Linked DNA regions of Homo sapiens: region 1 is linked to region 2. A link is a contact called in ENCODE Hi-C or POLR2A ChIA-PET data. All regions are on one chromosome and are shown on one strand. Each heading gives the region's core, a stretch centred on a gene start or an enhancer-like site at or near the end of the contact. The rest is flanking DNA. Distances are from core to core; before and after follow the strand shown.

Region 1 (3,528 bases), core at 111-2,610, 140 kb after region 2:
GAGTTCATTGTAGATTCTGGATATTAGCCCTTTGTCAGATGAGTAGGTTGCGAAAATTTTCTCCCATTTTGTAGGTTGCCTGTTCACGCTGATGGTAGTTTCTTTTGCTGTGCAGAAGCTCTTTAGTTTAATTAGATCCCATTTGTCAATTTTTTCTTTTGTTGCCATTGCTTTTGGTGTTTTAGACATGAAGTCCTAACTTTATTCTCTTAAGAAATTGCCACAGCCGCCCCAATCGTCAGCAACCACCACCCTTATCAGCCAGCAGCTGTCAGCACTGAGGCAATACACTCTACCAGTAAAAAGATTATGATGAGCTGAAGGCTGGGATGACTGTTAGCACTTTTAGCAATAAAATGTTTTAAATTGAGGTATATACATTTTTTTAGATATAATGCTATTGCACACTTAACAGACTATAGTGTAAACACAACTTTTATGTGCCCTTCAACTTCAGTGTGAAGCCAATGCTCATTACCATTCTGAAAACCCTAGAGTCCTTAAGAATGATGCTAAATCTACTCTGTATGTGCTCTATAAATGAAAAAACAAAGCCTGATGACAGCACATCTGTTTACTGCATGGTTTACTGAATATTTTACGCCCTCTGTTGACAACAAAAAATTCATGTGACTCAATTTATTATGGTGGTCTGGAACAGAACCTGTGGTACTTCCTAAGTATGCCTGTTGTTCATGGCTATTGGAAATGGGATGTGAGTGCCACTGCTCAGCTCCAGCCTCTTGAGGCCACACAGAAACTTCAGACCCAGTTACACAAGATCTCTTCATTTTTCAAGAGAAGCCAGAAATTTAGATTTTTGGCTTTGGTGTTGAGGATACATTTAAAAATTTCTAAACACTCTGTAGAGGCAGACAAAACATATCCAATAGTCAGACAGAACCTGTGTACTCTGGCTTGGACCTCCCCTCAACACTTACCCTAAAATAATTTTGTGTGTGTTTATGTTGGAGGGGGAGTGAACAAATCAATCACATAATGTTATATAGAGAGAAGAAGAAATAGAAAGGAGAAGAATGTCAGCATTAGTTCTACTAAAATTTGAGTTCGCATGGTTTCTTCTTTCATCCTCTAATTATAAATCAGTTGCAATCATTTAAAATACTTATAGTAACTTCACCTCATTATGAAATCTATCATGGTGAATTTTATAAATGTATTACATGATATCCAAGATAATTTTGTTGGACTCAAACTTCTCAAAACACCAGAAGAACATTTTTAAGAAATCACTTCCATATATTCAAATTCTGGTGTCAAGTTTACTTGCTTACTTGGTAGAAGGGATCCTTTTATGAACTCAAGTAAAATGCCCATCAGACTGACTCTTTGTGGCTAACCTAGGGAATTTGCTTATTTCCTCTTTCCTAGCCTGCACTGTATTGTGTAGGAGTTATCAAAATCTCACCTTTGCCAAGGTTTCACTCCCAGCACTCTTTAAAAAGAAAATCCTTAATTAATTTCTGATTGAAAAGGGGCATGTTTACAATTCTTCTTTAAATAAGCTTCTTATATATTTAAATAAAACCTGGTACTCAATTTATCTTTCTAAATTTCAGTTGGTCCAACTGACCCAAACTTGACAACAGAAAGAACAACTCTAAAAAGAATAGCTATTCTTCATCACTGGCCAACTGTTTAAATACATACAAAGTATCTTGGATCAGTCTCCTATAATGGTGTTTAATAACCAGATTTTCTGACAGCCCACAAAGAATACAAAGTTTTATTTTCTTAATAATGATACCATGTCTGTACGATGGTGAAATAGGAAGGGTTTCAGTGACTCAGTTTTGTAAAACACAGGAAAACAAAAGACCAGTGGGCACCAGGAAACTAAGTAAGACCTATAAACTTCCCTATTTCAAAGAAGCAGAAACACTAAGAAATGGAAGCTAAGGCTCATATCCTTCAGGGAGGACTTCAACTCTCTGATCTTTCAAGTCAATGTTAGCTTTTTGATATTGATGAAATAAATGATCAAGTTTCAATATAGCAAAGTCTTAGTTATATGCCCTGATGGAGAGATCAAGGTGACATGGACAAACCAAATGGGAAGGAATCAACAGAATATTTTAAAAGAATGTGTTTGGCTCTGGCAGGAATTTCATGCTTTCATGTAGTAGCTTCATAACTCCTTTCCTAATCAGGTTTGGATTGATTTAAATAAAAATTAGTTTCTGTTTCCTGAGCCACTGAAAGCAGAGAGATGACTTAGAACATTCTTCTGGCCAAAATTATTGCAGCTTAACCAAGGGCAAGCAGTAAGATAGCATCCCACGCTCAGATGATCTGGAGCTCAATTTAACACACATTCTGCTTCAGAAAAATCCAAAATTCATGACTAAGAGAACTTAACCCAAAAGCAGTGGCATCACCTTCCTTTACTCCCACTGAGTGAAAATAAACTGGAGGATGGCTAAGCCCCAAAACAGTGAGTTGCTAATCATCATAGTTATCATACTTCTTTTGGAGGAAATGAGATTTAATCCAATGCCTGCATGTGCCTTTTCAGGAAATTGCTCATCTGTCTAATTAAGCTCTTCTTTCTTCACAAGCCTGTGAGTACATTCAGACACATGGCTTCCAGAAAACCTTTTTGCCCTTTTTCTGTTGGTCATTGGAAATTTCTAATTGGTAATTGGAAATCTCCATTTTAAGGAGATTCCATCACTTTGTATTAATCACTGGTTAAACTTCATTGACACTGTTTAGAAAGTGCCATTTCCTATTAGGAAGCACTTTTGAATGAGCACAAATTAAAAAAACCTCAGAGACTATGCAGGTGGGTTTACGACCTTGTCACTAGCATAAAGCATCTAACTGCTCAGAGACTCCAAGTATACATGTGCTCAGGCAAGCATGTTTCAGCTTGTTTATTTGTTTCCCAGCGAAATAGCCATTGTACTTTGCCCTCTGCCCTTTTCATATGATACCACAGGGAACCTGCCCTGTGTCCTGGCTTCCACCAATTAACCTTGCTTTATTTCCTGTCCTTGCAAAGTTAGTACAACCCACTTCACTTCCACCATAATCATTTTCCATTTCCTTCCTTCCAAGCCAGGTTCTTCATTTCTACCTCAATTAAAGAAAAATTGTAACATTTATGAAGTCCTGTGTCAGATCGTGCGAAGATGAAACAAAATAAGACAAGGGTTTTGCCCTCAAGGAGCTCGTGATGCAGTGGGAAGTAAAATACAGCCTCAACCCAAAACCCCACATTCAACTGTGATGGGAGCAAGGAAAAAAAAGTCCTGTTTAACATGTTTAACAGTGTGTGAAGGAAGCAATCAAGAAGAAGCAAGTGTCATTCTTCTCTCTGTCTGTGAAAAAAATTTATTATTACTTTAAAATGCTTTTCTGCTTTGCAAATAATGCTATTCACACATGTGGCCATACATATGTCAAGAGGGAAGAGAAGGGATTTACCAAGCATGTTTGTCCTTTTCCACTGACCTGTTGTATCTAAAATACTTATAGAAAGGAAAAGTTGTCCTTATTTATTAA
Region 2 (3,218 bases), core at 666-3,165:
TCACATGCTTTGCAAAACATTTAGTATGTAGTAACTACTCAGAAAGATATAGCTATTCTAATTAGTGACAGAGAACATACAAACATACAGGTAGGATTTCTCTGCCTTAGATCATATGTGTTTAAATGAGTTTGAAGCATCAGAGATCTAGTTGTAAATTCTGAGTAAGCTGAAAGTGTTATACGGTTATGCTTTCTCTAAACCAATCATTGAAGTGATGCCATATTAATATGGCAGAAAGTTTGTAATATATTTTTAGGTAGAGAGAAAAAAACAGATTATAAAATGGTAATATAGTGTCATCCCAATTTTGTTTAAAAACAGTATACATCTAGTAAGATATAAACCAAAATGTTAAGGTTAGTTATCACTGGTTTATGAGACTATAGTTTATTTCTATATTTTTAACACTTTTCTGCATTTTTAATATTTTCTATAATAAATAAGTATTCATTTTTCATGACAAAAAGAAATGTCATGTAATAATATGAAGTCAAACATATATCAAATATTGATACTGCAAAAGTTTTCTTTTGTGAACCAGTTGAATCCATAGAAGGACCGCTCTCAGAGCTCAAACACAGTGCTCCAGGGTGCTACCTGCTGCTTAGAATTCTCCATAGGAGAAACGAGAAAAAGAAAAACCAAGCCCAGTTATGCTTCTCTGTGCCAGTTTTTCAAGCCAGCATATATAGAAGTATCTAGAAGATATACAAATGATTAGGAAACAGGAAGTTCAGCCAGCCACATTATTTAGGATCATGTCAAATACATCCCTAAAAATTAAAAAGTAATAATGATTTCCGTATTTCTTATTAATCTTAATTCGTGAGACAAGGCCTTTGTATCAATTCATAATAAATTTAGGAGTATTCGTGAAAAATTTTAAATACAATATATACTTTGACCAGCAACCCCACTTCATGGACACTGACCTACAGAAAGACACATTTGTGTACCAAGTTTCATGGCCAAGAATTGTACAGGAAAACATTGTAAGAACAAAGATTTCCACTAAAGGGGAAATGATTTTAACATTATGAGACATTTATACTATGTAATGCTATCCATCTGCCAAACAGAATGCTATAGACTTCTACATATGGACATGGAATGATCTCCTACACGTATTAACTGTAAGAAAAATAAGCAAATTCAAGAACTATTTCCCAAAGAAACCCCTTTTATGTTTTAATAAATCTATATGTGTGTATAGATTTGTATATTTATATATGTAAATACATAGAAATATTGAAAAGGTCTAGAAAGATACATACCCAGTTATTAACAATGACTATGTCTAGGAAAGGTCGTTTTTAAAACTTTATATTTTCTGAATTGTTTTAATTCCTTCATACACACACATTTCCATTTATAAACTTGAATTCAGTTGAACTCTTGGCAGGGATGGAAGACATGGTGTCCATCTAGCCACAGAGACATAACTGATAGCTCAGACTGGTAGGAGAATCAATTAACGCACTCATTCAACAAACATTTATTGAATATTTACAAGATGCCAAGCCTATGCTAGAAACTGTAGGTGCAAAAATGAAAATAGTAAAACATTGTCTCTGTCTTCAAATTTTCCACGAAGGTATACATACCTCATTAAAAAAATCTGGATTTTCACTTGTTCTTTATCTTATATGTTTTTTATAAAGTTAGTAGAAACAACGGTTTCTTAGTGTTGCAGAAAACGCAGTAATGAATCATTAACAATGAATCATTAACAATGAATCAACAGTGGCTCGAGGAAACATCTTTATGACTTACATCATTAAGATTTGAAGAATTGATTCTGCTCCCACCTCCTAACATATACCCTTCTACCCCTAAGCTCACGGTTGATGCCAAAATCTCTTTATTGTGAGTTACACGGAGACAGGAGCAGCGACGCAAGCTACGTGAAGTCTACTAAATCCACTGTTGCCCTCTCGGTAAACCAGTATGAATGCAGCAACAGGAAGGACCACAAGATGGCAGACTGGAAACGAGTCATGGAGCCTACAGCAGGCGATGAGGTGCTACAGCCAGTGGAATCCCGTAGCCCTGGCATCTGAAGAGAGACTGGGAAGGGCTTTATAGATCTGTTGAACGGAGGGATCAGAGCGAAGAACAATTTTGGCACCACTCTAGTGCTTGCTCACATCTCTTAGTGTTCTATTTAGTTGTTTTTACCATCTAAAAAACAAACCATGTTCATCTCTTCTTCCCACCCCAAATAGATAGTCATACTCATCAAAATCAATCATAGCTTTCTATTTTAGTATGATTGAGTAGCAGAATTTTTAAATTGGACAGGATCTCCCCAAATTTGAGGATGAGGTGCTTCATGCATAGGGAGGAGGCAGAAAGATAGATAGGGACCTGGTGGGACAAAGAAGCACAAGTCCACATTGTCATAAGGAAAGGCTCTTTTCATGATGTATGGGGACTAGGGTTGAGAAATTATTTTCAGGAAGTTGTGTGAGTAAGGCCAAAACTGTAATTTTCCAGACTTTATACCTGTGCATGCAGAGACACATAGGTAAAGATGTTGAGTAATGTGAAAGTGTACATTGGTGCTGCTGTTCTTATTTAAGCAGATAAAGTATCTACATAACCTATGATCCAGCCATTTCATTCCTGGGCATATATCTCAAATAAATCCTCACACAGGCTTGCAAGCATATATGCACAAAGATGACAGTGTGGTTTGTAGTGTCCAGCAACTGGAGGTAACCTGGGTGCTCATAATTGGGAGAGTAGATAAGTAAGTGGTGGCTTACAGATATTTACAGGATCATGCATAAAAGGGCAAATGGCCAAGCAGCACATATTTTGACCTGCCAACACGGTGTTGACCAGGATGGCTCTTGGAGACAGAAGGAGCAGACATCTGGGACCTCCAATATTGTCCTATCATACTCTGAGACAGTGCACAGCAATCTGGCAGGGCCAACTGTCTGACTCTAGGAAAAGGACATTGAACCTTGAGCTAGGAGGTTTGAAAGCTGTGATTGAGGTGGCATTGGCCTCTTTTGAAAAGCAAAATCCCAAAGTGTATTTTGAGAACATTGATAATTTGTTGTCAAGACAAGTTGCATAAAAAGCCGGCCCGGCACGGTGGCTAATGCCTGTAATCTTAGCACTTTGGGAGGCTGAATGGGTGGATTGCCTGAGCTCAGGAGCTCAAGACCAGCATAGACAACATGGTGTAACCCTATCTCTACTAA

The links. A loop is a pair of places that touch in the nucleus more often than their neighbours do. ChIA-PET counts read pairs that join two places held with the same protein, here RNA polymerase II (POLR2A). Pooled maps may share reads with other maps.
Region 1: a loop to region 2 is called in a pooled map, with 2.3 times the contacts of the local background. The contact joins the enhancer-like site here to the promoter of LINC02458 in region 2. A Hi-C loop is called at or near these places in 1 of 168 maps with a recorded cell type or tissue (MCF 10A), 1 of 37 single-sample maps with no recorded cell type and 12 of 50 pooled maps. POLR2A ChIA-PET finds 5 or more read pairs at or near these places in 1 of 52 experiments (HCT116).

The regions. Positions count from the first base shown.
Region 1 is chr12:89,154,676-89,158,203 of GRCh38, forward strand. No RefSeq gene overlaps it. Among named protein-coding and RNA genes, the nearest start is that of LINC02458, 140 kb to the left of the region's middle. Within about 2 kb of position 1,361, at least 4 of the 41 ENCODE cell types and tissues checked have a DNase peak (open chromatin) inside an H3K27ac peak, as active enhancers do.
Region 2 is chr12:89,017,777-89,020,994 of GRCh38, forward strand. LINC02458 (long intergenic non-protein coding RNA 2458) reads right to left here and starts at 1,916. Exons shown (of 3, transcript NR_038385.1): 1 at 1,777-1,916.